2 separate regions of the Homo sapiens genome follow, and region 2 is linked to region 1. Evidence: read pairs that join two places in POLR2A ChIA-PET (ENCODE). Cell type or tissue: Panc1. All regions are shown on one strand. Each heading gives the region's core, and the rest is flanking DNA. Links, peaks and the distances in the headings are about the cores only.

Region 1 (16,107 bases), core at 3,576-11,575:
GTGCGTGGATGCATACACGCACATATGTTGGAGGAACAGCGTTTGTAGGAATCGTCTCGTGTGATTGAAAGTTTGTCTTATGTAATTCATCAAGTGAACATTTAGAGAATATTATTTCTGCAATTGGCTGCTTTTGAAACAAATTTACTTAAGTACTTACACAAAATAAGTAGGCTGGACTTAAGTATACTTCTCTGTTACTAGTTAAATATTGTTCACTGAAAGCTTTTGGAATTTTTGTTGTTATCTAAAATATCAAACATTTTTATGTATCACTGTAGGTACCAAGTATTAATCTTTACACTATTGAATTAACACATGGGGAATTTAAATGGCAAGTTAAGAGGAAATTCAAGCATTTTCAAGAATTTCACAGAGAGCTGCTCAAGTACAAAGCCTTTATCCGCATCCCCATTCCCACTAGAAGGTAACCATTTTGGAATTAATTATGCCAGTATACAAGTTGAATGGAAAGTGTATTTTGTCTGGGTGTGGTAGCTCACACCTGTAATCTCACCACTTTGGGAGGCTGAGGCAGGAGGATCAGTTGAGGTCATGAGTTTGAGACTAGCCTGTGTAACGTAGCAAGACCTCCTCCCTATAAAAAAATTAAAAATTTAGCTGGACGTGGTGGCACGTGGTGATAGTTAGTAGTTCTACCTACTCAGGAGGCTACAACAGGAGGATTGCTTGAGCCCAAGAGTTTAAAACTGCAGTGAGCATGATTGTACCACTGCACTCCATCCTGGGTGACAGAGTACATCCAATCTTTAAAATAAATAAATAAAAAGTGTATTTAATTCACAATATCGGCTAACTAGTCTATTGTTGGTAGATATTTTCAATTAAATAGTCTCTTAAAAATATGCCGTCTCATGAAAGACATACTAAAGTCATAGTCACAGAATAATCTAGTAGGTGTTTGCATTCTGTGTGTTTGTGTTTTAGACACACGTTTAGGAGGCAAAACGTCAGAGAGGAGCCTCGAGAGATGCCCAGTTTGCCCCGTTCATCTGAAAACATGATAAGAGAAGAACAATTCCTTGGTAGAAGAGTAAGTTTCTTCACTATTCTGTGGTTTTAAACCTAATTTTGCAGTGCTGTAGAAACACAGCATCTACTGAGGGGTGAAGTAGGCCTGGCTACAACTCCTCTCATCCACTCATTGATCCCCAGGCTGGTTTAGCTTTTCTGGAACTAGTTAGGCAGTCCCTTCTTTCCCCAAGCCATACAGTGCATTTTCTCAGAAGAGGAAGAGCGTTCTTGGTTAGGCCTTGACATTATGAAGAAGCTGTTCTCCCTGCTAGAATCTCCTTGGGCTTATTGTGAGTCAAAGATTGAACTCATTGTTGTGGGTTTTGAGATCTACTCTTTTAAAATAATATTTTCCATACATAAGTTTCCGTGTTTGTAATAGCCCATCTTAAATATATGTAAAATCTCATTCCTAAACTATAGATGGAGCAGTTAGGGCCTGAGAAGAGTCTGACGGAGTACAGACAGGCACAGCACTGGGACAGAAAACTCCAGAGGAGGGGCACTTCTGCCTGCTCTGCTTCCAAGATGGGTGCTGCAGAGTGTGGACAATTAATTTTTTTTACTAGAAAATGAACAAGTGTTTGTTAATTTCTGTCAGTTCTGTTTTGTAATCTGAAATGTTTATGTTCCAGAGGGAATGTTTGATTTCTCCTTTGTAGTTGTCATCTTGTTTAAAATCTTTGTAGGCATCTGGACCAAATATTTTCCAAGATACCTAGACATATAAAATTATATAGTTTTGGTTTACTGTGTGCACATGTATGAATTCAACTGAAAATGACACTTAGTGATTCAGCAAAAGCATGCTGGATTTTACATCATGGTCAATATGATTGACATATGTTGCTCCAGTGCCCCAAGCCTATATCCCTCTACTCCCCTGCTGCCTCCACACACAGTTTAGCATATTTAAAATCAGTACATTCTACTAGAAAGTCTTTTAACCTTTCTCCACCTTTGTTTCCTGAAAAGCTGTTTAAAATTTGTAGTGTATCTTTCAGTAAGTTCAGTGTTAGAATTGAAAAAAAAATGAAAGTTTTTGGTAATATCAACAAATGCTTTAAAACAACTTATAGCAAGTCCTGCTATAATAGCTATATACATATAATAGGGCTTGTCAGCAGTTTATAGAAGACCTAAGCATATGGAAAGTTAAACAGTAAGAAGATATTTAAATAATAGTTCAAGAGAAATATGGAAATAACACCTTAATGCTATTCAGGATTCCTTGCTCCATGATTATATTAATAAATAATTGAATAACTTGTAGAAGTTAAGATGAAAATGATGATCTCATCATTGTCACTACTGTTTAATTTTTAAAAATAAATATGACCATGTTAACACTTATCTAAAATATTTGCATTACAGAAACAACTGGAAGATTACTTGACAAAGATACTAAAAATGCCCATGTATAGAAACTATCATGCCACAGTAAGTACTAGTCAGTGATTTAAGTTTGGAGTAATTTTCACTATAGTAAATTGTCAGCTAAATTTTGGATCATTTTAATAACACAAGTGATTGTATCCACACCTACATTCGTCCTTGCATTAAAATAAATTAAGTGAATACAAAGTTGATTTTACAGCAAGGATCCAGTTTACAGTGGTGTGACGCTGTTTTAAAAAGTTGAGTAGAACTTAATATGTCTATAACAATAGATTTAAATGAACTTGAAATCCTGCTATAGGCTAGATTATCTAGAAATCAACCTTCTTCTCTTCTCAGGTTTCCAGGATAATGCCAAAAAGCATTTTTTAGCTACAAAGAGTAACTGTTGAGTAGTAAGTGATGAAAACAGTTGAGTGGAGTTGAATGCCTGAAGATTTTGTGGTGCGTAGGGCGATTGCCATCTGATTGGTTTGTCATGCCTGTTAAAGGCATGTCTTTTCATGTGAAAGTGAGAAGCATGAGAAAAGCTAGGAAAGAAAAAACCCTTGAGGAATCCAAGTAAAGAAAGAAGAGGCGATGGGGCTTAGATGCAGCCACAGAGATTAAGCTTGGGGTATGCAGCTGGCAAGCAGGGAGGGAGTGGGTTTTCTAGTGTCAGCAAACAAGTAGCTCTGCACTATTAAAGGTGGGGTGTTTTTAAAGGTTTAGCCTTCAATTATTCAGAGGCCTGGATAACTGAGAATGCATGGTTTATCGTATGTATGTATGCATTTGTATGAATTGTATGGTTATGGGGGCTGTATGCATCTATATTATATATGTGCAGAACTCTAGAGTTGGTGCAATTGTGATTTGTCCGCTAGTTTAGAGAATGGCATCACATAAACACATAAACTGAAACAGTAAAGACTTTAGTGTATTTTGGAGAGGATGCAAGAGCATTTGGCTCTGCGAGTTTCTCATGACAGGAGCTGCCTTCCTGCTGCCTTGCAGCACATGGTTTGGAGTCTGGTCCAAATATACATCCAGCTGTCCCATTACACACAGGTGACCTGGATCCAGGTCACTACCTGCCTCCAGCAGCAGCTTGCACTGGGGCATTCAATGGACTTGAGGGAGCTTCTATGTCTTCATAAACCTGGAGAAGGGTTTTCTCAGGAAAACAGGAATTTGGGTTGCACCAGAGGATCTCAAGAGAAGGATGATGGGAGGCAGGGGTTTCTTTTCTTCTAGGACTCAGGAACTTGTATTGTTGAAATAACAATGAATAAGGATACTACTACTATTGTTAATAAAAATGATACCTCCTGTTGTGTTGTCTGAAATCCGACATGCTATTTTCTTTAACAGACAACTATTTAAATGTGTATTAGTATCCATATGCAATAATTTTCCATTTCTTTTACTTTTCTGCCTGCCTGTGACTTTACTTTTACTATTTCTTTTGGCTGTAACCATTCTTGGTGAGTTCATTCTTCTCTTTTCATGTACTTTTCTACATTTGGGATTCTACTGTTGACTAAAGAATGTTTAGATTTAAAAAGTGTTCTTTTTAATGACTTTTCCAGTCATAAAAATATTTTCAAAGTTAGGCCATGTTGTATTTAGAAATCCCAGAGTGACCTGTAAACATTTCCTTTGGAAGGGAAAGCCTCATTAGCAACTGACTGTGAATAGATTCTCCTCTCATTTTCTTTTTTTTTTCTTTTTTGGGATGGAGTCTTGCTCTGTTTCCCAGGCTGGAGTGCAGTGGCATGATCTCGGCTCACTGCAACCGCCGCCTCCCGGGTTCAAGTGATTCCCCTGCCTCAGCCTCCCAAGTAGCTGGGACTACAGGTGGGATTACAGCAAATTTTTGTATTTTTAGTAGAGACGAGGTTTCACCATGTTGGCCAGGATGATTTCGATCCCTTGACCTTGTGATCCGCCCGCCTCTGCCTCCCAAAGTGCTGAGATTACAGGCGTGAGCCACCGTGCCCAGCCTCCCTCTCATTTTCGATGGTTACTGAGATTATTCTCTCCAACAGCTGAATTGTTCAATATGATTCAAGCATAGGATACAATTTGATATACATTAATTCTCTAACATTCTTTTTCTTTAAATGTAGTCTGGCCTAAAGACTAGATCTGTAGACCTCTGCCTCATATTTGTGAAATGAGATTGGAATTTACATGTTTTCTTCAATAATTGTGAGAAATACTAAAAAAGTATCTGTTAAAAAATGCTTTACTGTCTGTAAAAAGCATATTAAAAGTTATTTTAACATGTATATAATAAATTTATACTTTTATAAGTATAAAACAAACCTATTTTAAGTTAATTCAGGTCCATAAGCAGATAGAATCATGGATCATAGGTCAAGGGACTGAATAGGATATGTTCTTAATCTCTATAGGGCCATCCAGATCTGTATTTGGAATAAGTGTGTTTAACAAATAGCTCAAGTGATTCTTATCATCAGGAGTTTGAGAACTAAACTAAAATGCTATGATCAGCTTAGAAATGTCTTGGTAAAGTTAGACCACTTTAAAAAGTGGAGACAGGGCTGGGCGCAGTGGCTCATGCCTGCAATCCCAGCATTTTGGGAGGCCAAGGCAGGTGGATAACCTGAGGTCAGGAGTTCGAGACCAGCCTGGACAACATGGTGAAACCTCATCTCTACTAAAAATACAAACATTAGCTAGGCGTGGTGGTGGGCGCCTTTAATCCCAGCTACTTGGGAGGCTGAGACAGAAGAATCGCTTGAACCCGGGAGGCGGAGGTTGCAGCGAGCCACAGTTGCGCCACTGCACTCCAGCCTGGGTTATAGAGGAAGACTCTGCCAAAAAAAAAAAAGTGGAGATAGATTTATTATAAAGGTGTTTGTATAATAGGATTTTCCCCAAAGGAATTTGGTTTAGGGTTCTAAGCACTGACATTATTTTTCTTAAGTAGCCTCTGAAATTAGACATGGACAGTTCTTTCCTCTCACTTTTATACAGCCATTGGTTGGGTTTGTGCTCAGACCTTCTCTCCCATGATTATGAAGACTTCCTCTGCTTTTAATTCTTTTTTTTTTTTTCCTTCTTGTGGTTCTGCAAAGGAGAGCATCCTAGTGTTTTAGTGTAGTCATGATCAGACAGTTGCCTCAGAGACCATTGGTGATTTGTTCAGTTTTCTTTGCTCATTTGTAAAATGGGGACAAATGTATTTCCTCTTTACCCTAAGCATAAATATGTAAAAAAATAGCAATATCTGAGTTGTGTAATAACATACAAAAAAATCTCAAACAAGAATTCCTTTTGTATTCTGAAATTGTATTAGTGCTGGCTGTAGTAGAGAACTCACTAGCTAGGCATTTTAATTAGTAACTGGAAAATGCTTATCTTCCAGGGAATTAAAATCAGAGGAATAAGGAGCAATAAATGTACCTTTTTCATACCTGAGATTAAAATCTAGAAATGGAACAAATTGTACAATTTCCAAGAGAAGGGCCCTAAGGTGATAGGATCGTATCTCTACCTTGAAGTAAATCATTTAACTTATGTGACTCAGATTTCTTATCCCCAAGAAGGTGATTAGCTTGAAATCCTTGGGTAAAACATCCCACAGATCAATAATACTGAGTTCACCTCTCCCTTGTTTTGTAGAATGAACTTTAACTTGAGGGGAAGAGTAGGTAAAGAATAAACGTGCACACAGTGTTTTCATTCCAACAGGGAAAAGCTATACTAATTTGAACAGCTGCATCTTCAAATTAAGGGAAATATTTTCTTTCTTATGATTGAGTCTTAGCGTTGAGAAGGACTTTAGGCCTTTGCCCAGCCTCCCAGTTTCCTTCATAGATTAGATGTCCTCTTTGTTCCCTGCCTTTCCTGGAGTACCTGAGTCTACAAGGACATTGCCCAACTCAATGCTCTTACCTTCCTTGTATCTGATAATTTCCCACCTGGCCATTTACTTGAGTTTTTGCTACCTGGTAAATAAAAGGAGCCTCTGAAAGTCACCCTTCTCTTACAATACAAGGATGGGTGGAAGGGGCAGTGTGTACGTGATTGCCAAGTAATTTTCAGGATTTTTTGTTACCCCTAGGGCTTGTTGCTTGTCTCTTGGCATGGAAATATTTTTGCTTCTCTGTTTCTCTAACGTTTTTAGTATCCAATTGGTAGATCATGTTGGAATTTTTTACTTGAGACCACTTTCCACCTAGTGCCAAGAACATTATTGCATTGCAACATTATTTCAATTGTATTCATATTTTACAAATTCCTTTGCCAAAAAAACAAAGACAAAAAGGTATTGATTATACATTACTCAAAAGATCAATGGAATAAGCCCTGCGAAATGCCGTTAGGCTAAATTGATCTTTAAATTCTTATTCCTGAGAATCACTTGCCCAAATGGATAATGGAATTCTTATCACTGAAGATGTACTAAGAAGTTTGGACAACATCATCTTTGTTAAATTTCAATTTTTATTAGTTAGGTTTGCCTCTCAGTTGACCCTGACACATTTACTTTCAATTTGATAACTCTGTATTAGAAAAACGTTTATTGCCAGATTTTTTTTTCTGTATAATAGGCCTGGTTCCTTCTGGAAATCTCTCTCCAGTCAAACTTTACTAAGCCATTAGGATAAATTAAATTTCATATTAATGTGTAACTTTCAATTTTCTACATTATTAATGTGTCTACTTAGCTGAGATTCTTTACGCTTAGCAATTTTGTTATGATATACTCCAAAAGTTATGATTTCTGAATGATTTCAGAGAATATTTCTGTTGTCAACTATTTGATGATAACAGCTATGTAAATAAGAAAATATCCAGGCATTAGATTAGTGGCTTCCTTGATTTTTGTTTTCATTTCCTATTCTTCCCTTCGGTTGTTCTGGGACTTTGCATAAGTTAGTTATGCCTCTGTAGTAGACTATAGTCTTCAAATGTAAACTAGGACTGACATTATTTGTCTGCTCTCCAGAGATAAAAGTTATGACTCAGGATTTTAAAATATTTTGGATTTTATGGCTGGCAATCTGTGAATCATTTCCAATAACCCATAGGATTACCTTTTCCAATTAAGAAGCATTTTCACAAACCAGATAAAAATGCATGATACTGAATCACTGTTTTATATAAGAAATGAAATGTAAAGACCTTGAGGTGTTTTTTGTTTGTTTGTTTGTTTTTGAGACAGTCCTGCTGTGTTGCCCAGGCTGGAGTGCAGGGGCACGATCTCCGCTCACTGCAACCTCTGCCTCCCGGGTTCAAGTGATTCTCCTGCCTCAGCCTCTGCCTCCTGAGTAGCTGGGATTACGGGCATGCACCACCACACCTGGCTAATTTTTGTATTTTTAGTAGAGATGGGGTTTTGCCATGTTGGCCAGGCTGGTCTTGAACTCTTGACCTCAAGTGATCCACCCACCTCAGCCTTCCAAAATGCTGGGATTACAGGCGTGAGCCACTATGCCTGACTGAGACCTTGACTTTTTAAATTCTCAATTTAAAAAATGCTGTATGAAGATACCTTTGACTTAGGATTTTAAAAAGATATTTAAGTCCTTTTGAATTTTAAAGACCTATTTTCTGCAAATAACCCCAAGAAAAGAGAAAAATGCAAGCATTTAAATGAACCTTACAAGGATGGACGCCTTGAGATATTTGTAATTTTTTTTTACAAGAGTAGTGTTAGATATGTCCAATCACATATAAAACTTACATGGAAAACTTTTGTTTTACTAATCCCATTTACAAACCTAGATCAAATGCCCCTGCCTCTGTGATGTCATGTCAGCTGGGAAGTGGTTGCCCTCCACTATTCTATAACTCTGTAACTACTTTCACATGTATCTAGTGTGGTTCATCCCACAGAACTTCATTGAGGGTAGTGTTTTCCATATCTGGTCTCCCGTCTGCTTCCTAATGCTGGGAGAGTATCTTTTTAGTCTTTGTTGGTCTATCAAGGCTGCTATTGACATGGCCTAAGGAACTGATCTTATTGTTGGTCACTTTTCAAAACGATCTGCAAATCTGCATATGCTAAACATTATGTAATGTTGATTTGTTTTTCCCTTCTATGCCTCCACATTTACATCTAGCTTTCACCTACCTAGAATATGCAAGGAACTCAATTTGAATTAGATAAATGTTGAATGACATTTTGCTCTTCCAGCTTGGTTTTGAGGGCGCTGACTTTGGTCTGACTTCATAATGAGTTAACCATACTGAGTTAATCCCTTCTTAACTATGTGATCTTGGACAACTTACTTGACTTCTCTAAAACAGAGGCCTGCAAACTAGGGCCCGTGGACCAAATCCTGCCCATTGCCCATTGCCTGTTTTTGTATGTTCTGTGAACTAAGAATAGTTTTTATATTTTTAAGTGGTTGAAAAAAAATCAAAAGAATAATATTTTGTGACACATAAAATTAGATTATCTTCATATTTTATATCCATAAATAAGGTTTTATTGGAACACAGCCACAGTTATTCGTTTATGTATGCGTCTATGGCTATTTCCGTGCTACAACAGCAGAGCGAAGTAGATGCAAAATGGAATGTATGCCCACAAAGCCCAAAATATTTACTGTCTGGCTCTTTGCAGAAAATATTTGCTTACCCTTACACTAAACCTCAGTTTCGTCTTCTGTACAATGGGAAAAGTAGCACCTGCTTCAAAGGGGTTTGAGATAATGCATGAAAAATGGTTAGCATAACACCAACTCATAGTTAGCACTCAGTAAACACAGCCACAGTTGTTGTTATAATATTTACAGTTTTTAACCTTCTAATACAGTGAAGGTGGGCCTAAAATTCTCTTCCTCTTCAACTCATTAAAAATAATTCTTTTCATTATGCCTGATGTTCAAAGCCCTCCCCATTCTCTTTTCAGCCTGTTTAATTTTTTATTCTTTTCCTTCATCTTATTCACTGTAACCCAACTGTACATCCTATAACCTTTTTGACCTTCTGTTCTAGCCCCCCATTCATCTCCCATTTCACACTGTGGGCCCAAATCCAGTCCATCTTCCAGATCCTGCACCAATATCACTTGCTTCTCACATTCTTTTATTGTTTGAGTGTACACTGTGCCACACAATATCCATCCCGTGCAACAAAAACAAACATGAAAGAATATTGAGAATAAACTCTCTCTCTCTCTCTCTCCAAGCTTCTTGAGCATTTTATCTCTATGTATTAAGGCACACATCTCTCTCTTCAGATTTAGAAGATCTAGTAGGATGTGTCTTCATTGTTTATATACTCCTAATCTGCACTCTTTTAGTGCAATGCCATTATTATTGATCTGTGTAGTCTGTGGAGCACACCAAACAGTATATACACACAGCTATACCTAATACATGTTTTTTAATGCATAAATTTGAATTGTTTTGCTTGCTAAAGATGGATTTTTTGCTTCTTTTCAGACAGAGTTTCTTGATATAAGCCAGCTGTCTTTCATCCATGATTTGGGACCAAAGGGCATGTAAGTTGCAATAAACCTTAAAAGAGAAGTATGAAAAATTGATTTGCATTCACACTTAACGTAGCAGCATGCCATGGTGATGGAGTCCTCCTGGCTTTACTGCTAGCTTCTCTTCTCCCCAGTAGTTAGAGCAACTGATGGAATTATTCATACAAATCAGAGCATCTCCTGTGATAAACAACGGTAGCAACTGCTCCACTGTCTTTGTCACGTGCTTACAGCACAGATTCTTTCTAACCCAACAGTGGAAGTGTTCAATACCTATAGCAAGTCTGATGTGTAGGAGAATACATTAAAAATCAAATATATAAGATCTCCTTTTACAATCCCTTATAAAGTTAAATGTTTACTACTCATTTTGATGATTATTTTAAAATAATACTATGTAAAATATGTTTTATAGCCAGATGAAAGTTTATAATTTTCCTTCACAATATTAGAGCTTGAAAACATAAAGAGCTTAACTTTCAAGTTCTAGTTAAGAGCATTGTTAGTAGTTGTTTCAAAAAAAGTTTTTTTTAAAGTTTAGCCTTTGTTATTGCTTTTTCTTGTCAAATTTTTCAGAATTAAGATATACTGTTTTCAAAACTAGTAGCTGTGCTCTGCTTCCTTTGGCATGGCTCAACTAGCTCAACTAGTTTGCTAGAACTGGGTGTGAAGAGACACAGAGATGTCCTGGAATCTGTGGGTGAGATGCACCATGGTCTCAACAGCAGGTGGACCATCCCTGTGCAGGCATGTGGAAATGCATGGAGTCTTTTTTAGTTTGTCACAGTGTCACAATGTTGAGGAGGGAACACTCAACATTTTTTTATATTTATATATATTTATTATACTTTAAGTTCTAGGGTACATGTGCACAACGTGCGGGTTTGTTACATATGTATACATGTGCCATGTTGGTGTGCTGCACCCATTAATGACGAGTTAACGGGAACACTCAACATTTAGAGCCAGGAGACAGGATGCTTAAGGTCCTGTGTAGTGCACAACAGAATCACACTGCCCCGAATGCTGAAGGGGCTATATCTCACCAGTGTATTTTAGGGTTCGCCTCTAGGGTACCCGGCCTAACAGGGCACTGAGCTAGTTGAGAGCGAGGAGGAGAGAGTAGGGAGGAAAGTCATGTGAGAATGAGATGGTTTATTTAGTCCCATGTTGGGAGGCTGTACGAGCTAAGTGGGAGTGGGAAATTTGAAGGTGATGGGTTAATTTTCTGTCTCTTTCAGAGAAGGTATGATAATGAAAAGATCTGGAGGACACAGAATACCAGGCTTGAATTGCTGTGGTCAGGGAAGAGCCTGCTACAGATGGTCAAAAAGGTAGGAATTAGTGAGTTTTGTGTATTTGTTTGTTTTAATACACTGGGTATTTGGGCTAGTTTTACATACCAGTTTTAAATTATAAATCCTTTAAAAGCAATGGCAGAACAAATTTTTAATTATATTTTAAAATCCAAATTCCAGCATCCATTTAAATATTCTACCCAAAGCTGAACTTGTAGGCAAAGTGTACAGATTATATTCATGAAAACCCAAGGACAAAGAACGCACAAATTGGCCAGCCAAAGAAGACGTACAAATGGCCAATAAGTATACGAAAAGATGCTCAACGTTATTAGTCATTATGGAAATGTAAGTCAAATCCACAATGAGATACAATTTCACACCCATAAGGATGGCTATAATCAAAGAGATGGACAATAACAAATGGTGGTGAGGGTGTAGAGAAACTAGAATATTTTCTGTAGAGAAACCGCAGATATTGTTAATGGAAATGTAAAATGGTGCAGCCACTTTGGAAAACAGTCTGGCAGTTCTTTAAACTGTTAAACATAGTTACCACATGTCCCAGCAATTCCAGGGATTCACCTAGGAGAACTGAAAAAATATGTCTACAATAGAACTTTTCTATAGCAGTATTATAATAGCAGTATTATGGATAATAGCCTTACAAGTGGAAACAATTCTAATGTTCATCAATTGATGAATGGATAAACAAAATGTGGTATTCCTATAGAGTGGAATATTATCCAGCCATAAAAGGAATAAATCACATCAAGTTAAAAAGCTTCTGCACAGCAAAGGAAACAGTCAACAAAGTGAAGAGATAAACCACAGAATGGGAGAAAATACCTACAAACTACCTATCTGATAAGGGATTAACAACCAGAAAGAACTCTATAGGAAAAAAATCTAATAATCTGATTTAAAAATGGACAAAAGATCTGAATATACGTTTCTTGAAAGAAAACATACCAATGGCAAACAGGTGTATGAAAAGGTGCTCAATATCATTGATCATCAGAGAAATGCAAATGAAAACTACAATGAGATATCATCTCACCCCAGTTAAAATGGCTTTTATCAAAAAGACAGGCAATAACATACTGGTGAGGATGTGGAGAAAAGGGAACCCTCATACACTGTTGATGGGAATGTAAATTAGTACGACGACTACGGAGAACAGTTTGGAGGTTCCTCAAAAAACTCAAAATAGAGCTACCATATGATCTAGCAGTTCCACGTCTAGGTATATACCCAAAAGAAGGAAATCAGTATATCAAAGATATATCTGCACTTCCATCTGTGTTGAAGCACTATTCACAATAGCCAAGATTTGGAAGCAACCCAGGTGTTCATCAACAGATGAATGGATAAAGAAAATGTACATACACATGATGGGGTACTATCCAGCCATAGAAAAGAATGAGATCCCGTCATTGCAACATGGATGGATCTAGAGGTCATTATGTTTAGTTAAATAAGCCAGGCACAGAAAGACAATCTTCACATGTTCTCAGTTACTAGTAGGAGCTAAAAATTAAAACAACTGAACTCATGGAGATTTTATCAGAGGCTGGGAAAGGCAGTGTGGAGGGGGATAGTGGGGATGGTTAATGGATACAAACAAATAGGATAATTAAGATCTAGTATTTGATAGCACAACAGGTGACTATAGTCAATACTAATTTAATTGTATGTTTTACAATAACTATAAAAGAGTATGAGTTGTTTGTAACATAAAGGATAATGCTTGAGGTGATGGATACCCCATTTATCCTGATGTTATTATTACACATTATATGCTTGTATCAAAGTATCTCATATACCCCATAAATATATAAACCTACTATGTACCCACAGAAATTAAAAATACATTAAAAAAAGAGAAATGAAGACCATTCATGGTCATGGAGTTTCTTTATGGGGTGATGAAAATATTCTGAAATAAGACGGTAGTGCCGGTTGCACAACTCTGTCAATATGCTAAAAACCATCGCATTGTGAACTTTTAAAAGGTACGTTTTATGATATGTGAATTACATCTGAATAAAAATCTAAAAATTAAATGGAAAAGGATATGAAGTTCTGATACATGCTACAATGTGGATGAACCTTGAAAACAGGATAAATGAAAACATCCAGATACAAAAAGGCACATGTTTTATCATTCTTATTTATAAGAAATTTTCAGAATAGACAAATCTGTAGAGACGGAAGTAGATAAAGGGTTTCCAGGGAATGGGAAGGAGGTTGCTTTCTACTAATTTGATACTGGTATGGGGTTTATTTTTGGGCCAATGAAGATATTTTGGAACTAGATAGTGGTGATGGTTATACAACTTTGTGAATATACCAAAAATCAAACTGAACTGTACACTTTAACAAAAACTTAAGTAAAATTGTGCAGACTTCAGGGATGATAATTTTACACTTATATTTCTGAAAAATGTTTATCATGGTAAGCGTAATATAGACAGAAAACATTATTTTATATCTTACGTCTTACCAACTAAAAACTCCTTGAGGAACAATATTCTCATCTGATTCTTATCTGTATCCCCCAAGTTTGGCACATAATAGACAGTAACTGTTGCAATAACAATGTACTGGGATTTTGAAAAACTATTAAAACACTGAAGAAATCAATTATAAATATTTTATATCTGTATATAATATTTCCCCCAAATTGAAAATGATAAATGTGTTTATGTTTAAATGTGGAATTGAGCTATGTGTATATTCAAAATATATAAAATTAATACTGGCATCCACCTTTACACACACCGATTTAAGATATACTACCAACAAAAAAATACCATTAAGCTGGGCCTTTACTTTCTGGGATTTGAAGGGACAGAAGAAATTACAAGGAAAAGATCAGAAGATTAAACTAAAGAAAACTGAAAATTTTTGTAAGGGAAAAAAGTTTTTTTTCTTTTTTTTTTTCTGAGATGGAGTCTTGATCTGTCGCTGGGAGAGAAGTTTTACTAAAATAAGAAGGGAAATAATATACTAAAAAAAGTATTTGCCTTCAAATACACTTCTCTAACTTTTAGAAACTTGGGGATTCCTTCTGACCACTCCTCCCTAGTCGTTAACTTTGCCCAAATCAGCTGCTACATGCCAACCACAGTTTTCAGACTGTAACCTTAAGCATTTGTGATTCTTTGACCAAAAATTCTGTAGGCTGTCAGAACCCACCTGTCTGTGTGCACAGCAGTCTGGGAAGTGTCAACAGCTCCCAGGAGCAGCCATCAGCCAAGAACTGATCGGAGTCCAGCCCCATCCTCCTCAGTTGGGGTGACTCTGCAGCAGTCTCTACACTGTCTCCCAGAACTCCTTAGCTGGCTTACAGCACAGCTGCCCACAATAAAAAGCATGAAAATACACTCTCTGTGGCTTCCTTCCTTGCTCTTTCTTTCTATCCTTCCCTAATTGGTGCTTCCTGGTGCCACTGTCTTAAACTCTTTTATACACGTATATCCGTATCTCAGAGTTTACTTCTGGGACAACCCAACCTAAGGCGTCTACTCAAGGAATGGAAGCCATGGTCTGGTTTATTCAGTCATTTTTCGAGTGCCTAATGTATGCCAGATGGTGGCATACTCCTGTGAAAACAGTAGTGAACAAGATGAAGTCTCTGCCCTCATGGAGTTCTGTTAGAGGGGAAATGCAGGCACTAAGCCGACAATTAATGTAAATTGTATAAATTCAGGTAGCGATGAGAGCTTTAAAGGGGAAAAATGGTTTGTGAGGGATCTGGGGATTGCAGAGGGTGACTTTAGCTCTGGGAGTCAAGGAAAGGCTCCCTGAAAAACTGACGTTTGGATTTAACCCTTATGAGAAGCAACAGCTAGGAAAGGTGAGGGAAAGGCTTTGTTACACAAAATAAATATGCCCCCTCTTTTTAAACTTTGGATTAAATCATAAGTCAACTGGGACAATCTAAAAAGATACGATCCTCCCTGGAATGAAATGTGTCATCACTGTAAATTGTGTAAATCATTCTGTGAAGATTAAAGCCCTGGTTCCATATTAATAAATATTTCCTGAGTCACATTTTTGGGATTTAAAATACCAGAAAGCATATATAGATGATAACATATAATTTAGAAAGTTTCTCACAGTGGAAGACTTTTTTTTTTTTTTGAGACGGAGTCTTGCTCTGTCGCCTAGGCTGGAGTGCAGCGGCCTGATCTCCGCTCACTGCAAGCTCCGCCTCCCAGATTCATGCCGTTCTCCTGCCTCAGGCTCTCCGAGTAGCTGGGACTACAGGCGCCCGGCATGACGCCCGGCTAATTTTTTGTATTTTTAGTAGAGACGGGGTTTCACTGTGGTCTCAATCTCCTAACCTCGTGATCCGCCCGCCTCGGCTCCCAAAGTGTTGGGATTACAAGCGTGAGCCACCGCGCCCGGCCTTTTTTTTTTTTTTTTTTTTGAGACAGGGTCTCACCTTGTCACCAAGGCTGGAGTGCAGTGGTATGATCTCGGCTCACTGCAGCCTCGACCTCCTGAGCTCAAGCGATCCTCCCACCTCAGCCCCCTAGATAGCAGGGATACAGGTGCATACCACCGCACCTGGATAAATTTTGTATTTTTTGTAAAGATGGGGTTTTACCATATTGCCCAGGCTGGTCTTGAACTCCTGAGCTCAAGTGATCTGCCCACCTTGGCCTTCCAAAGTGCTGGGATTACAGGCGGGAGGCACAGCACCTGGCCAAGACGACTATTTTATTAATGTCTAAATGAGACTTACTTTTAAAGATGACACTCCTTCATAACTTTTTTTCATTTGTACCCATAAAAATACATTCTGATCACTTGTTAATTTATTCTACGTTGACAAATTGTAGTAAGGCAAACAAGGAAATTGAATTTTCAGTTAGGTCTCATAATGACCTTATCTGAGAGATGAGTTTT
Region 2 (16,107 bases), core at 4,791-12,790, 61 kb before region 1:
TCATATGTTCGATGAGTAGGAGAGTTGATGTGAAGCAAGGGAGGTATCATAGCCCCAGCCTAGAAAGGTCTCTAGACCCTTTGCTCTGTGATGCAAAAATGGTTTAGAATTCCTTTAGTAGAGAATGTGTAAGTGATTGTAATTCACTGAGCACTCCCTTATCATTTAGTTCTGTATCCCACAGCATTTTAATCAGTCTACTTTGATCCTGTCCGACTCACTTTCCTGCCATTGCTGGTTATATAATAGGACAATCTTACTTAAGTAGCGGTGTTACCTGGATTCAGTGGCCTGAGAATTTTTTCCTTCCCTTTAATGTTTCTTTAGGTTTCACATTTTAAGGGTCAGTGACACTTAACTGTTATCTATTGTTTCACAGATGAGTCATAGAAAAATGGAAAATGAGTTTGAAAATTATCCTCACAGGACAGCCATCGTGAAACTTACAAGGAAAAATGGCACTTAGGGAGTAATAAGTCTCTAAAAAATTCTAAAGATTGAGGGAAAAAAAAATTAACCCTCAAAGAATTTAGCCAACTTCAGTCAGTTTTAAATAAGAGGCCCAAAATAAACAAGTGAGAAATTTGAAAACTTCATTCACATTAATACATGCCAGCTTTTTTCATATTATTAGGATATTTGCATATATTTTGGTCAAAAGCTGCTTACTTAAAAATATGTATTCAGAAGAAAAATGTCCATAATATGCTATAGTATTTTTTTTTTAAAGACAACCTTCTAAGTTTGCCTCTGAAATTATCCTGGGAGCAACTGCCCTCTGGGGATTCATGGTCTAGTGCAGTGGTTCTCACACTCTACTGTGCACCAGAATCCCTGGAGGGCTCAGGAGAACACAGAGGGCTGGGCCTCACCCTAGAGTTTCTGATTCAGTAGGTCTGGGCTGGGCAGAGAATTTGCAATTCTAACAAGCTCCGAGATAATGCTGATGCTGCTGGTTTGGGGACTACAATTTGAGAGTCACTGATCTAATGGTTTAGCTGACACATCAGTAAACACAATTCAAAGATTAAATGCTGTGAAATAAGTACAAGTAACATGCAATGGGAAACAGGGTGTGGAGAGGTGGGGCAATAGATGAGTGAACAACTACAGATCGGAGAAGCCATATGGAAGCAGAAAGGTTAAGCAGGATTTCGAAGCCTTGGCAGGTAGGGCATTTTGGAGATGACACTCTACTGTTGGGAGGGAGAGTGCAGAATGTATATGGGAGTGGGAGTATAGCCTAGCACAGGTGGAGAGTAAGGGTGATGTGAGGGGAGGAACAACCATGAACAGGTGGAATTAAGAATGAGAGAGCTGGAAAGTTAAACTAACATGTTCTTGGTTTTTGGAGTTTGGCAGCAAAGGAAAAGCATGATCAGAGCTATGCTTAAGAAGGGCAGCTCTGGCATTGCGACGGATGGTGCAGGAAGAGAAAGAGTGATTTTGGGAGAATCAGGAATTATTGAGGCAGCCCCATCCAGAAGCAAGGATAGGCTGAAGAAGAGCATGAAGATGGGAGGGATACAGTCATGTGATGCATCTGTAGCAGAAGCCACAGATTTGGTAGTTGATTGGTTCCTGAAAATGAGAGAGAGGGAAGAGTCAAGGGAGAGTGAGGATTCAAAGTCTGAATTGTTGGTGAAGAGTGTTGGTAATGGCTGGATCTCTCAGAAGAAATAATGGATAAGAAAAAGAACCTCCTGGGCCTTGGTTTCTTCAGGAGAGGAGTGGACTAGATACTCTTAAAGGTTTCTTTGTAATTGTAATTAAGGGTTTGAGGGTTTTTGGTTGTCTGAAATATGATAGAACACAGTAGTACAAAAAGTTAATGGCTTATGTATAACAGGCATTCGTATATTTGTTGATTAGTTGATCCATGACAATCATTAGCTCTGAAATAGTTACATCTGCAAATAGTCTTCTTTCTCAGCTCTTCATTTTGCTATGGTTTTCTTAGTATGTTGACTTACTCTTCCTCCCATTTTATAAACTATGAATATCAACCTTTTTTTGATATGTGCTCTATGTATATATTTTAAACAAGTACAGCAGGTAATTTAAACATCTCTTTGGCTATTTCTTACATCATAATAATCACACCATATATGGAGATATTTATACACAACTCTGTCTTTCCCACTGGATCATAAACTCCTTTTGGGTAAGGGACATATCTTACTCATTTTCGTCTTCTTCACTGCACTCATCGTAAATACTTACAAAAAGTGGACAGCAAATGTTTGGGGAACTGGATTGAATCATTGGGTAAGAGTAAATTACTATCTGTTCTTTTGGGAGAGACCAATGTCTCAGACAATAAAGAGCAATAGTTTAAAGGGAAATGGAAGTCCATATATCCTAGGAAGTAGAAAGAGGAAACACATTTAATTCAGTAGACTCTCAAAACTAGAATAGAGATATTCATGGACACTTTAGGGACTAGAAGCAGAAGCCCATAAAAAGTAGCACAGTGTTTAGCTCTATCTAAATTAACTATTGAAAACCTTGGGCCAGACCTTTCCATTCTGGGCCTCAATTTTCTCCTTTGTAATATTGAGGTTGTACTAAATTACAAAGTTTTAGAACTCTCTGAACACCCTTTTGGGAAGAATTCTAAGCAGAGGGAATAGCATGAGTAAAACACAAGAAATGGGTAAGAGTATGTGTGTTCTTTGTGACTGGGTGTGATGTGCTAGGAAATTAAGCAGGAATGGCAGGTGGAGGCCTTGTTTCAGAGGGCCATTTCTCCTAAGATAAGGAGCCTGGACCCACCCTATGATGATAGGTGGTGTCTTGTGCAGAGATTTGTGCCAGGTGGTTTAATTGGGAATGGCATCCAGGGAGCAGGGGTGAAAGACCAGAGACAGTCATCTAGGGAAGGAGGCAATGGTAATACAAGGAACCAATATTGGAGCATCATTGCTATAGGCAGCTGGTTGCTTTATTCCAAGAGATTATCTGAGAAGTTTTATGAAATGCACTCAGCACAGTTTATGTAGAGAAAAAAAGGGAGAAGCTTTTATCCATGTTTCTTGTCTCCCATTGAATAAAGGCGGCCCCACTTCTGGATTGCACATGTATGACTGCCAGGTTCCCATGGGCGACACATGAAACAGCAACAGAGGAGTCTAGGGGTGAGTGGGCCTGTCAGTTTGCACTTGTGTGAAGCTGGTTAAATTCTTCATGGAACTGGTTGCGATGGCAATGCAGGAATAAGAAGCAAGTTTGAGAGGATTTGAAGTAGTCCGTAAAAGGAGGCCAATGAAGGGAGCTATTGAGAGATTTTAAACAAAGGAACACCTAATCAGAATGATATAATGGTGTGCTTGTAAGTGTTTAACAACCAGCTCTCCAGAAAATGTGCATGCGCATATGTCTATTATAAATTGTACTGATACAAAAGATGTGTTGCACACAATTACAAGTAGTAATAAAATACTCTTTATCATTAAATCTATATAGCTAATTGATTTAGACAGATTTCTGTTGGTTTTTTTTGAACTCTTGTATCCATAGCCTAGTCATGGTTACAATTGATGAAAGAACATATTGATATTTTCTTTTTATATTATTGTATAATTTGAAAGTGAAGCAGCAAAGGTGTATCCCAAAACTTTACTTGTTCAGGGAACATCTTCTTTATGAATTGTCCAGTACTTTTTTTTTTTAATACTAGAGGAATATTTCCTCAGTTTTTTGTTTTATTCACGATGTAACTACTACAAGCACCAGGCATTTTATTAACATTTTCTCTATCACCTCCTAAGGCCTAGACAATTAGCAAAACAGAAACGATGTGATTATAGTGTTTGTCAATTTCAGTATGAAACTACCCTCATCATGGCCAGTATCAAGTTATGGTGAATTGGGAAAAGATGCACGGTAGAAGCACAACACAACATTATGTAGTCTTTTCACATCCAGTAGTCTCCCCTCATCCAAGGGGGATATGCCCCAAGACCCCCAATGGATGCCTGACATCTCAAACAGTACTGAACCCTATACACGCTATGATTTTTTTCCCTATACATACATACCTATGATAAAATGTAATATATAAATTAGGTACAGTAAGAGATTAACAATAACTAATAACAAAATAGAAGAGTTATAATGGTATACTATAATAAAAATTATGTGAATGTGATCTCTCTTTTTCTCTCTCTCTCAAAATATCTTATTGTACAGTACTTTTCTTTTTTTTTTTTTGAGATGGATTCTTGCTCCCCTCGTGTAGGCTGGAGTGCAGTGGCACGATCTCGGCTCACCGCAACCTCCACCTCCCAGGTTCAAGCGATTCTCCTTCCTCAGCCTCCCGAGTAGCTGGGATTATAGGCGTGTGCCACCACGCCCGGCTAATTTTTATATTTTTAGTAGAGACGGGGTTTTGCCATGTTGGCCAGGCTGGTCTCAAACTCATGATCTCAGGTTATCCATGCGCCTCGGCCTCCGAAAATGCTGCGATTATAGGCGTGAGCCACCACTCCCAGCCCCTTCTTGTGATGATGTGAGATGATAAAATGCCTGTGTGAAGATGAAGTGAGGCGAATAACCTAGGCAGTGTGACATAAGTGGAAAACGCCAGAAATAAACAATTCATGTTATAAATTGTGCACCATTCTGAGTAGTGTGATGAAATCTTGCACTCCTCCATTCCATCCTGCCAGCATTGCCAGTCACTCGGTGGCCATCTCTGTGATCAGATTAACAGTGGTTTTATCAGTATCATAGGGCTTATGTTCAAGTAACTGTATTTTACTTAATAATGGCTACAAAGTGCAAAAGTAGCGATATAATATTTTTGGACCATGGTTGACTGCAGGTAACTGAAATTTTAGTTACATGAAACCACAGATAAGGGGGGACTGCACTACACATAAAATAGGCATAAGTAACCTCAAGACAATAGACATTATTAAAATATAGAAAAGTAATAAAGAAGTGATAAATGGAGAACTTTTGCTTTAATATAATTTATTGTAAGTTTATATAATTTAATTTTTAGTAACTTCAATTTTTAATATTTTAATTTTTAATGATTTATGTGTTTAACAACTGACTCACAAAATTGCTGAAAATTTCCCAATCTTGATGAAAATTTCCCAGTCTGCTCTCAGGAGCCTATATGAGCCAGCCCAGAATACCACTGGAGTTATAATTTTAGAAGATTACCTTGGTAGCAATCTGTAGAAATGTTTTGTAGGGGAGCTACAGTAGGGATCAAAAGTGGAGACAGATTACGAAATGTCTTCAGACCCTGCCAGCATGAGGGTTCAAATGATGTCTAGTCAGTGGAGATCACGCAAATTTCACTGGTTTGTGTTCCCACGTGGATCCGTAGGACCTTCAATGCAAGTCTCCTTCAGGTATTCCTGGTGGTATCTTGGCATTGTCTCACATGTGTTTTGAGAGCCCCACTTCCTTGGGGAGTCTTCCGCTTTGGCTTCCTTGTTGATGACCGTGGGCCAAAGGGCTTTGTGTGTGAGGCTCCACCTCAGCCATAGCTGGTGTCCTCCTGAAGAGGATTTATGCCAAAAGGAGTCACATGCCAGGACTTGTTTTTTTCAAGTTTGCAAATCTGGGGGGAGGGTGGGGCTCTAGAAAGATGCTGGAACCTGGTATGTGCCCTGCAGAAATGTCCTTGACTCCTTTTGTCACCAGGAGCCTAAATTTACTGTGTTTCTCTGTGACTCACAGAGGCAGGGGGAAAGACAATCCTCTCCACTTCTTCCTGCAGCTACTTGCTCCATCAGCCTCAGCCAGTCTGGGGCTGGGCAGGGAAACAGGCCCTCTTCCTTCTCCTGGTTTGTCCCCTGGTTTGCTCAGCGAGACCTTCGTGTCTGAGGGCCCCCTTCTCACCTTGCAGATCAGCTGGTGTGGTACTGAATGCCTGATGGATGGCCAGGGGCCCCTGATCCATCTGCATTCCCAGAATATAAGAATCTCATTTGGGGCCACCCAGCCCCCACTACTCTTAGTATATGAAATAAGGTGGAATAGATAAGAGGATGGAACTGGCCCCTGGGTGCATGATGGGGCCAATAACGGAGGTACAGGGTGCATATGTGGCTGGGCTGTGAGACAGGGAAAGAGGATGGAATTGAGATGCAAGGTAGAAAAGCATGACTATGTTCAGTTTGGGACTTGATGAAATAGATACTGGTAGGACAGTTCACTAGGCACTGGGCCTTCAGGAGAAAGAGAAGAAAGGAATGGTGGCATTGGGAGTAGTAAAGCTGTGGGTATGAATGAGTATCTATGAGACTCACCTCCCTGTGAGGACATAGAATGAGGAGACACAGTCTACAGGTAGACTAGGTCGAGTTCAGAAGCCTGAAGAACACCAGTGTTTAAGGGATGGTGTTGGGAAAGGGAGCCAGGCCAGCCAGAGAGGAATGTTCCGGAACTCTGAAAGGAAGGAAATGGCAGGAACAAAGGAGCTGGGGCACAACAGTGGTGACTCACACTGGGAACACTTCGGCCCATTGTGTTTATGCTTATAGTTTCCCAAGTTTATCTTTTCAGGGTTATGATTACGTTAACCTCACCTCCCTCCCTCCCTCTAAAACAAAACAAAAAAAAAGGAGTGAAAGACTCTTCAGTATTATGAATGGCCCCAGGTGAGGAAGACATCTGACACGTTTATATCATGTCAATACTTCGATCCAGCCTTTTACAGTCAGTGTGAGGAGAAAACACATTTACTTGAAGCTAAAGGAATAGGAAGTGTCAGCTTTTTCCTGTTTGATGTTTCTTGTTGTGTTTTCCATATTAATCACTTCATTTTCCCCTTGGTCACAGGCCTGATATTTTTTTCCCTACACATGTCAGCTGCCTAGTGTGTCAGGCAGTTTTTCACCGTGATATAGAGACACAATAGAGCTGGAGCTGGCAAGGTGACTGCCAGAAATGTGTGTCACTCTTGATGGTTATGTTCACGAGCATCCAGAAAGCCCAGTGCTCCTGAACTGAATTATAGGCTTTGAAATGACCATGTGGTTTGCATTCGGCAAAAAAATATACCCCAGACATGTGCAAGGGTTGTTGGTTTGGGGAAAATTAGATGACTCCAACATGAAAAGACAGAGCCTATCTAAAGAGATAGGCTAGTGTGAGGTTTTTTTACAGCACAAATCTGTTGAATAAGTGGATTTGGATGTAACCACAGGCTTGCCATATGAAATTCTATTCCATGGGAATTAAAGTTTGTGGCTTTGTGAAGGCATTTGTTGCAGACTATGAAAAGTTCTCATATTCTTTTGCCAAAACACAGAAACATGGAGAAATACGAAAAAGCTTTTACTGTGGCTGTCTCCTCTAATCCTCTTAAACACTTAATGTGTCCTATGTACATAGCAGTGAAATTAAATACAGCTATTCCTGATAACGTAGCAACTTAGATGTAAAAGTCTACTGCTAAGGGAATAGGAAGACTAAAGAAAACAATTCTTATATCAGTTAGGAATTGTGTTTCACTACAAGTATCAGAGCCCCCAGGTAGTGGCTTTATTTCTCATGTATAAACAGTCCAGAAGTAGTCCGTTGGGAGCTGGCATGACGGCTCTAGAAGTCATCAGTCTCTAGAGCTCTCCAATCTGCCACCTCCAGGATGTGGCCCTTGTCTGAGATGGCTGCTGGGGCTCTCAACATCATATTTACATTACAGACAGAGAATAGAGGAAGAGGAGCATGCCAGCTTCCTTTGCAGGCCCTGTCTCATAATTCCAGTACTCCCAATTACATCTCATTGGCCAGAGCTTAGTAACATAGCCACACCTCACTGTGCATCTCTAAATTATCATAAATCTCATTTTTTGAAAAATTAACTCACAATCTTCTCTTCTCCTGGCCATTATTGCAAGAGATTGGGAGAGAGCTAGTACAAGAGTGAGATTCTTTAGTGTCTTTCTGGGTGATTCCACGCCAAGAGGTCTTCCTCTGTGTCCTCACAACAGTAATAACCGTAACATCATGAATCAGTCAGGGTTTACCAGAGATGCAGACTTAGTAGGTTACATGCATTAAGGGATTTATTACAAGGAATTGGCTTCCTCAATTGTGGGACTGGCTAAACAAGCTTGAAATCCACAGGGCAACCAGTCAGGCAGGTAGACCATGAGCAGGCTGGATCCCTGTGAGTGGAGCTGAAGCTTGGAGTCTCTGAATCCAGGGAGGGCCTAAGCCCTCTTTTAAAGGACTTTCAGCTGATTACCTCAGTTCTACTCAGGATAATCTCCCTTTTGACTAACTAAAATCAACTGATTACATACCTTACATCTGCAAAATCCCTTCACAGCAGCAGTAGATTAGTACTTGATTGAATAACTAGGTAAAGGCATGTGTGTACATGCATGCTGCAAAATGTTGCTGTCTCCTTTCTTTTCCCCACCTCTTAGGAGAGAATATCCTTTGACCCTACGTGGAAGCCTACAAGAAGGGGAATTCTGGGCAATGTGGTTCAGCCCAGCCACATCACATACTATTATTTAGTAGTCATGAAGAGAGAGACATAGGTAAAAACAGCAGTTAGTATTTCTTCATTCTGATATCTGGCAGCAAGTGAGTGATGCTACCATTATCGGCTAAAATCAGGAACTGGTATTAATGCATTTTGTTTTGTTTTGTTTTCTGCTTTATTCTCCTCTGTCATAGACAGTGAAGAGTAAGTGAAGAATTTGAGGGTCATCAGCCATTGTGAACTCATCAAAGTTAGTAGCACTTAAAATTTGCTTTTAAAATGAATGGAAAGATGTCCAAGTTTTCAATAGCACAAATATTTTTTTCTCATTTGTACCTTTTTTTTGTCTTTTGTATACAGATATTCCCACTCTGGCCACTGCCCAAAGGGGCTCTTATCTGAGGAATACTGCTGACTTCGTGTACCTAGTTTTACAGAGCCATCTTTCTGAAGCATAAATTAGATTACATTATTCTACAGCTTAAATCCCTCCATGAACTTCCCATCACCCAAGAGTGGATCTGAAACGCCTTAGAGTGTCATTCAAGACCCTTCTGTATGTGGCTGCCATGCATTTTTTTCAACTTTATTTCCAGCCTTGCAATGTACATACATCCATCTCTGTCCCACGCCCTCTGCAGGGCTTTTTGGTTCCAGAACGTGCCATGTGCTTTTCTCCTTTGGAGCTCTTTGAATAGGATGCCCTTCCTCCCTTGTCTGCCTGTAGATAGAAAAATCCTGTGCATTGGTGAGTTGGCCCTGACCACCATTTTCTTAGCATGCTGAATTACTTCTGTTCCCCTCTGTGTTTGCACAGCTTTGTTTGTGCACAGTAGACTTTTGGCTGGGCCATGTAGACTGCCTCCTCCATGAGTTTGCCAGCTTTTTGAGGACAATGTCTGTTTTATTCATCCTCGAATTCTCAGTGCCTAGCAGAGTGCATAGCACAGGGTAGTTATGCAATACATATTGGAGTAAAGGAATACAGTTCAAAAAAACAGTCTCATTAACAGATGCAAACCAACTCCTCTCATGACGCAGAGAATCTAAGCTCAAACAAATTACCAGAGTTGGCAGTTGAAGTACTATATATAGACAGAACTTAATAAATGCTTTTCTTTGTCTTAAGCCTTTGATGACAGTGATGTGTTTTTATGAACGTAGATAACCACAAGCAGATGTGTCAAAGCTCTTTTGTCCAGGAATAAACTGAGTTTCGTCATCATCTTGACAGTACTTTCCTGGATGAGTGTTCAGGAAACATGAAAAGTTTTTAAACAATTCAACAAATGTGTAATAAAAGTTTGTTACCTTGTTTTATTTGTTGTTATATTGTCTCTTGGCTTGAGTTTTTATTTGGGAAGCTAATAGAGAGACGGGATATTAGAAAACCAGAGGCAAACTGCTTGGTTTATTGAAGCACTAACTGAATGAATGCAGGTATACGAGTAATCCAGGAATCCCATGCATTAAGGAAAAATTTATTTCTATCACCTCTGTATTGTTGTTACCTTGTGAACCTGGCTTGGTTTTTTCAGCAGTTGGTAAACTGATAAGCCTGTTTCTCACTCTGTCATTCATCTCATCAGTTTACCAGCCCAGAAATACTCCTTTCAGTCTTTACAAAAAAAAAAAAAAAAAAAAAGAAGTGCAGATGCACTCACAAACACAAAAGTTAATTTATTATTATTTTTTTTTTTTTGAGATGGATTTTTGCTCTTGTCACAAGGCTGGAGTGCAATGACGCGATCTCAGCTCACAGCAACCTCAACCTCCCGGGCTCAAGTGATTCTCTGGAGCAGCTGGGATTACAGGCGTGTACCACCATGCCCAGCTAATTTTTGTATTTTTAGTAGAAATGGGGTTTCACCATGTTGGCCAGGCTGGTCTCAAACTCCTGATCCCAGGTGATCCACCAGCCTCAGCCTCCCAAAGTGCTGGGAGTATAGGCATGAGCCACTGCTGCACCCGGCTGAATTTTTTTCTTGAGGCTGACAATCATACAATTTTTTTTTTCTTACAAAATATTTTTCTAGTTTTTTTTTTCTTAAAAAAAACCAAGTTGGTTCTAATAATATCTAAATTTCATTAAATTACCAGGGAAAAAATATTTTCTTTTCCTAAATGAGAATTCAGTGATAATATGCTTGCTGCTCCATAGAAGGTGGCTGTTCTTTAACTTGTATCAACCTTCCTTGTTTGTACCATGCCCCCAACACACATACACATACCACACCATACCATGAATATTAACAAGGGAAAAATGGCCTGAATTTTATTTTCTGGGTATGATGACATTCAAATGAGTTATAAAATATGCAAATGTATTTTAGATTCCTTTCTTGGTGCACAAATCCATAACATTTTTCTCCTAGGTTGATAATATGGTCATGAAGTTCTTGGGTGCTGCATTTTGTACAACCAGCTCTTGCAATGTGAGAGAACCATCATCCACTTGGGGGCACCCAGGTACTTAATGAAAAAAAAAGAAGGCATTGCCAAGAGAAAGTAATTTGATCACAAAAATAAGGGAAAATACTCAGGGTAGATAATCTATTCCAACATAACAAATCCAGAAAGTAGGCCTGTGTTGTACAGAGATGACCATGCCCTACAGACACCTAATGTACCATACAGACTCGGTAAAACCCTGGTCAGCTACCTGTTAGTTGGTACTTCAGCACAGGCATGTAGCCTGAGAGACAGAGGGGCCCAGAGGTGGACAAGCAGAATGGGCATTGATTGGGAAGAGAATTCAACTGTAAGCTTTCCAGGGCAGGGACCATGTTTGGTTGACTCTCTGTTGTGTGCTGGGTGCCTAGCACTCTACTGTAGATATGAACTCAGTAATATTTGTTTAATGAATGGCTGGCTGGATGAATTGAGTGAATCTAGGAGGAATTTAACAGGAAATGGATGGACAGAGACTGAAGGTTTAAAGCAGTGATAACTTACCGATGAAGGGAGTTAGTTAGCATGAGGCATCACTACGGAGGCACTGCACGTATTGAAAGATCTATTTGATTGGCTAGAATGTTTGCATAAGAGATAAGAATTCATAAGGAAATTCCCATGTTACCTATTCTAGTTGCAGTTTTGTCAGATGAGATATTTTGTGATATTTATTATATATAAAATATATTTCTTTAAATGTTGATTTGTATTTTGAGTAAGTAATTAAACGACACAGAAGCTCAACTGACATGGAAGTTTAAATTACAAATTTTATGGTGCCATCCCGAACAGTAATGTTGCTTTGAGCAAAAGAAATTCTGAAATGCTGTTTGAGTCCTCAAACAGTATTCAATTATGATAAAAATATTCTAGTGCTCCTAATTCTTTATTCTGTCTAATTCTTTGAGATTAGAATAATTCTAATACTTTGGATATCCAAGTATCTGCTTAGACAGCTCGATTGCTGCATTTCTCTCTGACTCTGGGCAGACAGGATTCTATAATGCAGAATCAGTCTTACCAGCCATTTCCAGATGGACTTGAGGGTGGCTGCTCCTTGGTTTAGAAAGACAATCTTACTGGATCTTTTCTTTATCTTCCTGGACTCAGAAATTCACTTTTATTAGTTCAGCCAGGGATAAATGAATCCTACAGGTTTGCTTAAAATCAGATTCACTGGGATTGATGAAGAGCAGGATAATAGTTTATTTATTCTGAGAAATTGCTATTTCCAAATAGTTGGAAAAGTTTATTGGTGGGTAATTATTCTTCTGCCAGGAAAATGTGCCACGAACCTACATTAAGGTGACAAGATTGCTTTATTCTGCTGAGCAGAATAAAGGGAGCCTGATGGCCTTAATCCTATAATACTGTTTCCAGTTTGGAAAGTCAACCCAAGAAACATTTATTGAGGGCCTACTGCATGTGAAGGAAAGGAAGCTGGCAGTTATTGAACCCCTCCTGTGTGGTAAGCACTGTTTAGTGCTTTAACACTTTGGTTTTTACATGCTTGTTGCATTTAATCCCATTGAATGGGTAAATCACTGTAGAGAGTACAGGGCTGAAAGAAGCAGCCTCTGCCCACAGGGATGTTCTAGACCTGTACTGTCCAGTATATTGTCCCCTAGCCACACGTGGTTATTTGAGAATTGAAATGTGGCCAGTCCAAGTTGAAATGTGCTCTAAGTGTAAAATAGACACTGGAGGCTGGGCGTGGTGGCTCACGCCTATAATCCCAGCACTTTGGGAGGCCAAGGCGGGCAGATCATGAGGTCAGGAGTTCAAGACCAGCTTGAACAACATGGTGAAACCCCGTCTCTACTAAAAATACAAAAATTAGCTTGCCGTGGTGGCACGTGCCTGTAATGCGAGCTACTCGGGAGGCTGAGGGAGGAGAATCGCTTGAACCAGGGAGTCGGAGATTGCCATGAGCTGAGATCATGCCAGTGCACTCCAGCCTGGGCATCGGAGCAAGACTCCATCTAAAAAAAAAAAAAAAAATAGACACTGGATTTCCTAGTACACAAGAAATGTAAAATATCTCATTAATAATTTTTGTGTGGATCACATTTTGACATGACACAGTATTTTGGTAAATTAGGTTAAATAAACTCATTAAATTATTTTCACCTATTTCATTGTACTTTTGATGTGGCTACTAGAAAATTTAAAATTATATATGTGGCTCACTTTTGTAACTCATACCGTATTCGGTCGGAATAGAGAACAGAATAGAGGTAAGACATAAACATAAATTGTTGAGATCTAGGCTCTCTTCCAACCTTATGACAAGCATTTAAATTGGAGTAAACATTTCAAAGGATACTTTGGCAGTATCCCACAACAATAAAATCTGGATCTGTACAGGACTTACTGTAGTATTCCTGTAGTACTCTGTCTGTACTTCAGAGACAGAATGCCGAGCTTAAAATAGGTGCACCTAACACTGTATTTAACTTTTCCTTATGATTCCGTCTAAAATATGTATTTGTATGTTATTAGCTGTTAATTGACTATAATATGCCAGGCACTGTGTGAGGTGTCCACTACAATGGTAAATATGGAGATCCAGATTCAAATATTAGATGATTCTCTCTAAGGGGGGAGTTTCTATAGATATTTGCTATCTATAGGTAGCTATGATACCAGATACAAAGTGATAGATGCCTTATGTGTGGCAGGTAAAAAGCTTTGGTGGTTCTAGAGGAGTGTGGTCACTGTCTGGCTTGGAGCCTGTGTTTGAGCTGGAGCTTGAAGAAAAATAGGATGTCTATGGAAAGATTGGGCAGGTTGCAGTGGTGGTGATCCAGGGGAGGGAACAGCAAGAGGAAAAGCTCAGAGATGAGACATTCTTTGGGAAGAATGGGGCTAATTCATTTGCCTGGGACATGGCATGTGTGCAGGGGAATGATAAGAGACTGGACTTTAATAGTGGAAGGTCAGGCTAGGGAATCTGGACTTTTTTTCCTGGGTACTTAAATGTTATTCAAATGGTTTCTTAAATACACAATTAGCGGTCCCTCTAAAATTCTGAATGCCTGAACACGTGCTACTGTCTTTTTTTTTTTTTTCCTTCTGAGAATGAGGTGACTTAGTGCTTACATGTTTTTAAAATAAATTCTCTTGAAATAATTACTTTGAGACTAGTTTCTTCAAATCCTCCAAATGTGGTATTTGTTTTGTTCCAAGCAGCAACATGTGCTTTTTAGGAGTGAGAACTATAAGACACAAAGAGTTGAGCTGAGACAGGAGGATACATTTTTCTCTGATAGCCAATTTGTTGAAGGGTTCAAAAATTACACCAGCTCTTTATGTGTCTTATATTTCCCATTCTATGAAAGAAAATCACTTCCGTAGAAGTTATTTTTAAGAATATGAAGTCAAATAATACCCCTGGGTCTTGAAAAGACCAAATGGGTACACATACTATCCAGACACAGAGAGTATAAGACAAGAGTCCTGAAAATGCTGGAGAGTGTTACAGTTAAGAGGGTGGGCTGGGCGCAGTGGCTCACACCTGTAATCCCAGCACTTTGGTAGCCTAAGGCAGGCAGATCACTTGAGCCAGGAATTTGAAACCAGCCTGGGCAACATAGGGAGACTGCATCTCTACAAAAACATCACTACAAAAATTAGTCGAGTGTGATGGTGCGTGCCTGTAGTCCCAGCTACTCGGGAGGATGAGGTGGGAAAATCACTAGAGCCTGAGAGGCAGAGGTTGTAGTGAACCGTGATTGTACTACTGTACTCCAGCCTTGGTGACAGAGCAAGACCCTGTCTCAATAAACAAACAAATAAACAGGCAAACAAACAAACAAACCCTATCTCAATCAATAAAATAAAATAAAAAAAACAGGAGTCAAACATTTAGATTTAAATCCCAGCTCTACCATCTGCCAACTTTTATGCTCTGTCTTGTAATATCCTCAGATCAACACTTTTACGTCCACTCCTTTGACTCTGCCACCTTTTTACTTTCCATTAATGCCCTGTGTAGTCTAACTTTCCACTTTACTCACCTTATCTGCTTGGTCCACTGTTGTGGTTACTCTACTTGCCTCTCTCCTCTTTCTATCCTAGTCTCCTGCAAAACACAACCCTGGTTAAAATCACAGTTACTCAGGCATAACTCTACACTTTCTTCCAAACCACGGAGCATTCCTGGAAAACACACACACAACACTCTGATGACATTAAATTAATCACGCCACCCTCCACCCCTGCCTCCACTGATACTCAGCCCTCTCTGGCAACCCTACTTCCCTAGTAAACTCACTCTCCCAGGTGACTATTTCACACCTTTGTTTCTTTCCTCAAACCCCTAACATCCCTTCCCAGACTCTCTCTTTCAGCCATGGATCTTACTGCTTATATCACTGGGAAACTAGAAGCAGTTTCCCAGCTCCCATATTCTCTTGCATCCATCCATCATCTGTCCCCCATCCCCTGCTCTTTACCATGGACAAACGTGCATCCTCCTGGTTGACATCCATTGCACCCCAGTGGACCCCATCTGTTGCTCTTGCCTGTTCAGAACTCTGCTTCCATAGTTTCTGCCCACTAGCTTCATTAAAGTTCCTCTTTTTACAGGATCATTCTTATTCAAACATTCCATAATGTCTTCCTTCTTTACAAATACCTCCTCTTAATTCTTCATCTCCCTCCAGATTTGCCTCATATCTTTGTTCCTCTTTAAAGCAAAACTCTGATAAGTTGTCAGTTCTCACTGTCTCCAATTCCTTACCCCACATTCTCTTCTAACAACATCTTGTAAACATTTCAAACATGCAGGAAAGTTGAAAGAATGTTAAGGTGAACACCCATAAGCCACCACCTAGATTCTACAATCAATAGTTTGCTTTATTGCTTGAACATACGTCTTGTCACCCATCTATCCCTTTATCCTTTCATCAATTCAATTTATGTTTTGGATACATTTTAAAGTAAGTTGCAGGCATCAGTACACTCACTCCTAAACATTTCAGGGTACATATGATTAATTTCCTTCCCTATTTGTTTATAGTTCTCTTTTGAAGTAAAATTTATATACACTGAAATGCTCAAATCTTTAGTGTACCATTCAGAGTTCTGAAAAATGCATGTACCACCTCTGCAATCCAAACCCTTTTCAAGGTACAGAACATGACCATCGCCACAGAAAGTTCCCTCATGTTGCTTCCCAGTTAGTCCCC

What was found. ChIA-PET counts read pairs that join two places held together with the same protein. Peaks named below come from ENCODE experiments on the same cell type or tissue, not always from the same donor. Only the 100,000 strongest peaks of a DNase experiment are listed, where the experiment ranks them.
Region 2: POLR2A ChIA-PET joins it to region 1 with 13 read pairs; 3 of 35 experiments call an interaction of 5 or more read pairs at or near these places.

The regions. Positions count from the first base shown.
Region 1 is chr3:171,719,812-171,735,918 of GRCh38, reverse strand. PLD1 (phospholipase D1) reads left to right here. Exons shown (of 27, transcript NM_002662.5): 4 at 282-427; 5 at 949-1,054; 6 at 2,410-2,475; 7 at 9,843-9,901; 8 at 11,131-11,223. Among named protein-coding and RNA genes, the nearest start is that of PLD1, 83 kb to the left of the region's middle. In Panc1, for the core only: no CTCF peak of the experiment used is centred there; no DNase peak of the experiment used is centred there.
Region 2 is chr3:171,782,250-171,798,356 of GRCh38, reverse strand. The region is part of intron 1 of PLD1 (phospholipase D1); the gene reads left to right. Among named protein-coding and RNA genes, the nearest start is that of PLD1, 20 kb to the left of the region's middle. In Panc1, for the core only: CTCF peaks have their summits at 8,884 and 9,083; no DNase peak of the experiment used is centred there; H3K27ac peaks cover 5,897 bases.